2 separate regions of the Homo sapiens genome follow, and region 2 is linked to region 1. The links are chromatin contacts, found by Hi-C or POLR2A ChIA-PET in ENCODE. All regions are on one chromosome and are shown on one strand. The core of a region is the stretch at or near the end of the contact, and the rest is flanking DNA. Distances in the headings are between cores, read along the strand shown. Region 1 holds the start of ATL1 (atlastin GTPase 1). Region 2 holds the start of CDKL1 (cyclin dependent kinase like 1).

The links. A loop is a pair of places that touch in the nucleus more often than their neighbours do. ChIA-PET counts read pairs that join two places held with the same protein, here RNA polymerase II (POLR2A). Pooled maps may share reads with other maps.
Region 2: a pooled map shows a loop between it and region 1 (2.6-fold over the local background). The contact joins the promoter of CDKL1 here to the promoter of ATL1 in region 1. A Hi-C loop is called at or near these places in 4 of 50 pooled maps. POLR2A ChIA-PET finds 5 or more read pairs at or near these places in 4 of 52 experiments (MCF 10A, SK-N-SH, T-cell and 1 more).

The regions. Positions count from the first base shown.
Region 1 is chr14:50,558,824-50,561,818 of GRCh38, reverse strand. ATL1 (atlastin GTPase 1) reads right to left here and starts at 1,674. Exons shown (of 14, transcript NM_015915.5): 1 at 1,520-1,674. The coding sequence starts at 1,553. It also overlaps a transcript of MAP4K5 not described here. RefSeq lists a silencer at 980-1,339 and an enhancer at 1,081-1,580.
Region 2 is chr14:50,395,028-50,398,287 of GRCh38, reverse strand. It overlaps CDKL1 (cyclin dependent kinase like 1), which reads left to right and starts at 1,407. Exons shown (of 10, transcript NM_004196.7): 1 at 1,407-1,464; 2 at 1,959-2,587. The coding sequence starts at 2,420. RefSeq lists silencers at 1,089-1,314, 1,254-1,703 and an enhancer at 996-1,495.

The sequences.
Region 1 (2,995 bases), core at 425-2,924:
TTACTTAAATTTCAGAAGAAGGAAATAAAACTTATTGCAATAGTCAGGTAGGTCTGTTAAAACTGAAGTTTCATGATCTCAGAAAATGGAACCACTTTCTCTTAAACTCAGCTAAGTCATGACAGACCTCCCCGCTCCAACTCTCCATGCCTACCACAAACCTTGGATAATCTCCCAAATGTAAACCTTGTCTACCGTATCCTGTGACCATTAGAACAATCAGAGGCAAGGAGATACACGGTCTTTTGATTAAAGTAAACTGAAATAACCAATTAAAATTTACATTTGTGCCTCTCGCTCAAATAAACAGTTATAGAAGAGCTCTCACTGAGATGTGGAACAGAATCAAGCAGCTCTGAACTTTTCAAATAATAACAACTGTTATTTCCAAATAACAATTTCTAAATAACAAGCTGATGAACAAAATATTTATTTACCCACCAAGCCACAGTAGCCTGAGACATTCTCTGGTTCAGATAATAAAATAAATGCCTTAGAGGGCTTTCGTTCCTAAGATGCTGGTGAGTTTAGCACTGTGACTGCAAGAAATCGGGAACCTACGACAAAAAGACGCCCAGCCTGCCCACACTAACCGTCCAGAACTAGGTCTGGAGCAGCAAGGCGGGCGGGGCCGCGATTTCTTCCGCATCGCTGCGCCCGTTCTTCTCCGCCTGCGTGAGCACCGCCCACCCACTCGCGGTGTGAACATACTGGGTCTCGCCTCTCCTTTCCCCTCCCCTCGGCCTGGTGCTGAATCATGAGCCCAATGTCTCCAAAAGGTAAAATCAAAGAACAAAGCCACCCTTGGGGCTGGTCTGAATGGGGTACCACGTCGGGGTGGGGCAGAAGGCTGGAAACCACAACTTTGCTCTCCTTCTTCCCCAATTCCCCCACCCAACCCCCAAATTAAGAGGAGTACTGCAGTGCTCAGGAATTCCCAAGAGGGTGGCCCTTCTCCCAGTTGCTCGGTCTGCTACCGTCCGTCCGGGACCCGGCGCGCTCCGCCTCATTGTTCCAGCGCGCCGCCCGCCGCCCGCCGCCGGGAGCCCGCGCCCTGCAGAGCCAGCGAGTTGGCGGCTCCCGGGGAGGGGGGTTGGGGCTTGGCCTGCTCTAGATCCCCGACCCCTCGCCCCTCTGGGGCCGAGTAACAACAGCCCCCTGCCCACCCCCATAGCCTTCCTCCCAACCGATCGCTAAGGCGGAACCCACAAGTCCCCGGAGGCGCCTGGTGGGTGCTGTCCAAATGCTGGGAGGAGGCGGGAGGGGGGTGGGGAAGAAGGAGCTGGAGGCCCGGCCTGCGCGAAGCTGCAGCCCTCACCCCGACAGCGCGATTCGGTGACGCGGGTACCGCTCGGCCATGGTTCCTCCGCCCAAACAGGGAGCGGCTCGGCTACGGCCCGTCTCCCAGCCGTGGACGCAGGCACCTAGCAGCCCTTGGCCCTCCCTGTCTCCACAGAAGCAGAAAGTGGAGGGCCAGAAGACCCCGTGCAGGCTGCAGAAGTTCTCATTTGCTACTCACCCCAACTGTTTCTGTCCCTGCGGTTCTTGGCCATGGTGGTCCAGGAGCTGGTGGCGGTGAGGCGCTGTCACTGCGCTCGCTGCCTTCTCCGGGGCCGCAGGTTGCTGGCGGTGGGAGGCTCCGTGCCCGCGCTGGGCGCAGTTCGCTCAGACTCTGAGGATGTTGCTGTGGCGCTGGTGGGAAGGAGTGGGGAGGAAAAGGGAGGAGAAAGCAGATGAACCAAGCTCAGCATCACAAGCCCGAGTTCACACAGATACCAGCGTCACACCCTCCCTACCTCAGTCCACCCCCAGACCGTGAAGACAGTGATAGACCACGTACCGCAACATTTTCAACGGAAAACACAAACAAATAAACAGCACCCCCCTCGAACACACTCTCAAAGAATTTAACAGCGTTATCAGAAATACACAAACCGATATACTGCATGATTCTGGATGTTCAAATACCTGTTTCAAGCACGGTTATACATTAGTACAAACAAGCTGGCAACATTTATATAGCCAAAGTAGCTAAAATAATGTGCATTTATCTACGAGGCACCCATTTTTTTTTCCATTTTAAAAGCAAGGTCATGTTAGTAAAGAGGGTATCATGCATTTTTGTATATGTATACTGAGTAGTTTGTCTTAAAATTAGAATAGCAAAATTTATATCAAGAAGATCAAGATAAATGAAAGCTGTAGATTCATTACGATCTGTAACTCAATATCCACTGGGTAAAATTTCCCACTAGATTTGCAAAGATAAGGTCCAGACCTATAGTCCAATAGCAATTATTTGAGCTGAAATCATACTACATAGTCTGGGTATGGGTGGGCCCTGGCAGCCATAAAGGTTGCAGACAATTTTGAAAGGAAAAGAAAAAAAATAAAAATACTTTCAATCTTTCCCTTTTCACTGCTTTCTCTCTGCTACAAACTTAGTTGTTTTCAGTAACCTGGAAACACTGTCCCTTTATACTACCTCAACCTCAAGATACCATCATGCCGTCCCTTACAGTTTCCTTCTGCCATTTGGTTGTTACTCACACTCTGTACTGATCGGTTCTTAGGAGATCACTGCCAGCCTCTTAATTACCAGATCCATGATCTCTGCTAATTCCTCATGGTAAGCAACTCCTCACGCTACACTCTCTCAATGTAATTTACTATGATGGCTTCAGACAGGACCTCCATGCTGATGATTCCCAAATCTATACTTGTAGTCTTCTGCCCTCTAGAAGAGAGGACATTATACCAGAGGTGTGTTTATAACTGCCTAAGGTTATCCTCACGTTGTTTTCCTACTGACATTTGAACATCAACATATCTGAAAACAAACTCCCCCACCACTGCCAAATCTTATGCATTATATTTCAGTTACTGGTTCTAGTGACTGCAGAGTCGTGAACACTGTAACCAAGTTTACAACATGGTTTTAAAGAAGTCTGTGCTCAACAGAGTTGAAATGACATTAATGAAACAACATAGGAAG
Region 2 (3,260 bases), core at 158-2,657, 160 kb after region 1:
AAAGGAAAAGGAAATGATCACCTCTAGATGAAGAAATGCATTTGATAAAATTCAACATCCATTCATAATTTTAAAAAGCAAACAAAAACACTAAGCAAACTAGGAATGAAAGTGAACTTTCTCAACCTCCTATTAATAAAAGGCTTCTGTGTTAGATACATATGGTTGCATAACAAATTACCCCAAAACATAATAGCAAACATATTTCAGTTTCTAGAGGTCAGGAACCCAAGTATGGCTTAGCTGGGTGCCCCTGGCTCAAGGTCTCTCACAAGATTGAACTTACATTGTCATCTGGGGCTACAATCTCATCTGAAAGCTCACTGGAGTTGGGGTGGTGGGGGAGATCCTCTATCCTCAAAAGGCTACATACGGTCTGATTCCATTTTCATGACATTCTGGAAAAGGCAAAACTATAGAGACAGAAAACAGATCAATGGTTGCCATTTGCAAACAATTTCTGTTCACAGACCACCTCTAGGCCATCCTTGTACTGGGTTTCCAGGGCAGCCACCAGCCCTCTCTCCTCAGCTCCAGGCTCCTTTCTGAACCCTTCCTGGGTTTACATTTAGTAGCATGCTGCTTGACACGGGATTGGCCCCTGTTTCATAGACACTGTGTTAATTTTCTCTCCTCGGGTACTGCTTCCAGGACAAGTACCCGCATTGATGCTGGCACTGGGAACGGGACGGATGATAAAGTGTGAGGCACTCTGCCCAGTGGCAACTGACATGATTTCATAATTTCCCCAGGTCCATCCGCTTCCCGCCAGTGTGCTCAGATTTGAGCAGTAGGAGTCCGTTGGGAGAAAGATGGGGGAAAGGAACCAAAAACAATTAAGGCAGACTCTGTAAGCTTCCACCTCCCACACCAGAAAAGTCCCACAGCAGAAGACTGCCGTGGAACCTTCCCTACTGTAGAGGAAAGTGCTGACTTTAAGCAATTTCTGCAGTCACGCCTTCCTCTTCTTTCCTTTCTCCCTCTCATTCATTCACTGACGCCGCAGCACTGATCAGCACAGACACAGAAGATGCCTCCAAGGGACCAAAGGGAATAACCGCGGTTCTGAGGTGTGGGGACTGCTGTTGCAGGGAAATGTGGACCGCTCAGGAGGGGCTCCTAGCGCAGGCGTCTTGCTCCGCAGACGCGGTTACAGCTGCGCTTTGCACGGCCTGCGGAAGTTTGCAAATCTAGCAGGTCTGCTCTCCCGGCAGCAGGACTCGGCCCGCGGTCAGGACAGCTCCCATGGACGGAGGGCGGCCCTCCGAGGCCTTTCCCTGCAGCCGGGAGGGCGGCCGGGCTGGGCCGGGCCGGGGGTGGGAAGCTGGGGCGCGGCGGCCCCGCCCAGGCAGACCCGGGGCGGGAGCCGGTTCCCATAGGGATCGCGGGCCGAGCCACGCCGAGCCGAGCTGGGCGGAAGAAGGCGAGGCGGGAGCCAGGCCCGTCCCTGACCGCCGCGGCGCCGTGAGTCCCGGGCGGGCAAGGAGGCGCGGGCCGTCCCTGGCCAACACGTGGCACCGCTCCATGCTGCGCGGCGCGGCTGAGGTGCACGTCCGGGCGCGGGAGGGTTTTCCCAGTCCCGGGGGCGTGGGGCGCGGGGCGCGGGTTGGTCTCCTGCGGCCAAGCCTCGCCGCCGCCTCCGCGGGGAGCCGGGAGGTGTCTTCTTGCCGCAGGGAAATGAGACCCGAAATTAGAACCGGGGAAGCCCTTAGCCCTCCCCGTACTCCAGCCAGCTCAGGTGTCTTAGATCGGATGAACGATAACGTTAAAAAGATAGCTTATCTTACAGCTCGGCTCGTTTTAGGATGGCAAGTTACATTTTAACTTACAGGGTATTTAACGGGCGATTAAAATCGGGTTACTGGAGGCAGCTAACTCTAGGCTGTTACTCCTGATCGCGTTGCCATTGCCGACACGGGTACACTCTTCATTCCTTAACATGTGCTGTTCTGTTCTAGGACCGTGACAAACACTCATCGTTGGGTGGGGCTCTAGTGCAGTCCGTTGGTGCCAATATTTTATAAGCGACGTTTTCAAACTATGTGAAGATCCTTTCTTTTCTTTTCTTTCTTTCTTTTTTTTTTTTTTTTTTTTTTTTTTTTGAGACGGAATCTCGCTCTGTCGCCCGGGCTGGAGTGCAGTGGCGCGATCTCGGCTCACTGCAACCTGCGCCTCCCAGGTTCACGCGATTCTCCTGCCTCAGTCTCCTGAGTTGCTGGGACTACGGGCGCCCATCACCACACCCGGCTAATTTTTTGTATCTTTAGTAGAGACGGAGTTTCAGTATGTTGGCCAGACTGGTCTCGAACTCCTGACCTCAGGTGATCTGCCCGCCTCAGCCTCCCAAAGTGCTGGGATTACAGGCGTGAGCCACCATTCTCGGCTGAAGATCCATTTTAAGAAGATTTATTCCTCTATGATGGAGAAGTATGAAAAAATTGGGAAAATTGGAGAAGGATCCTATGGAGTTGTTTTCAAATGTAGAAACAGGGACACGGGTCAGATTGTGGCCATCAAGAAGTTTCTGGAATCAGAAGATGACCCTGTCATAAAGAAAATTGCCCTTCGGGAAATCCGAATGCTCAAGGTAATTGATTCACTTTTCCTTTTTTTTCTTTTTCGAGACAGGGTTTCACTCTGTCTCCCAGGCTGGAGTGCAGCCATGTGATCATAGCTCACAGCAGCCTGGAACTCCTGGGCTCAAGCCATGCTTCTGCCTCAGCCTCCTGAGTAGCTGGGATTACAGGTTCTAGCCACTGCTCCGGGATCCACTTTTTCTTTAAAGTGAATTTTTAGGGATGAAAGAAATAAAGTGAGTCATGTTATGTTAAAAGAATGTCATGGGACATGGTTATATCTTACTTCATAGCCTTTTGACTTCAGTGACACAAATGGGATATCTGTGCACAAGTCACTAATTATATAATGAACTAGAAAGCAGAGACAAAAGTGCCAGGTAAGGTGGCATTCACTTTTAGAGATGCTGTGGGATATTTATTTTTCTTCCCCATAATTTCTCTCCCACCTGTAGACCTGGGTTTTCAAGGACCATTACAATTTGATAGTATAGGAATGTAAGACAATTCAATTTTGCTGGCATTGTTGATTTTTAAACTTCTAAGGTATTTCCTATTGGTATACTCAGTCTATTAAGAGAATTAACATTTACCTGTTTTCAAACTGCTAGGAAGCTCACAGATTCTCATTACACCTCATATGTATTTACTGCTGAGCATCATCATGTCCCGTTTCTAAAAAGA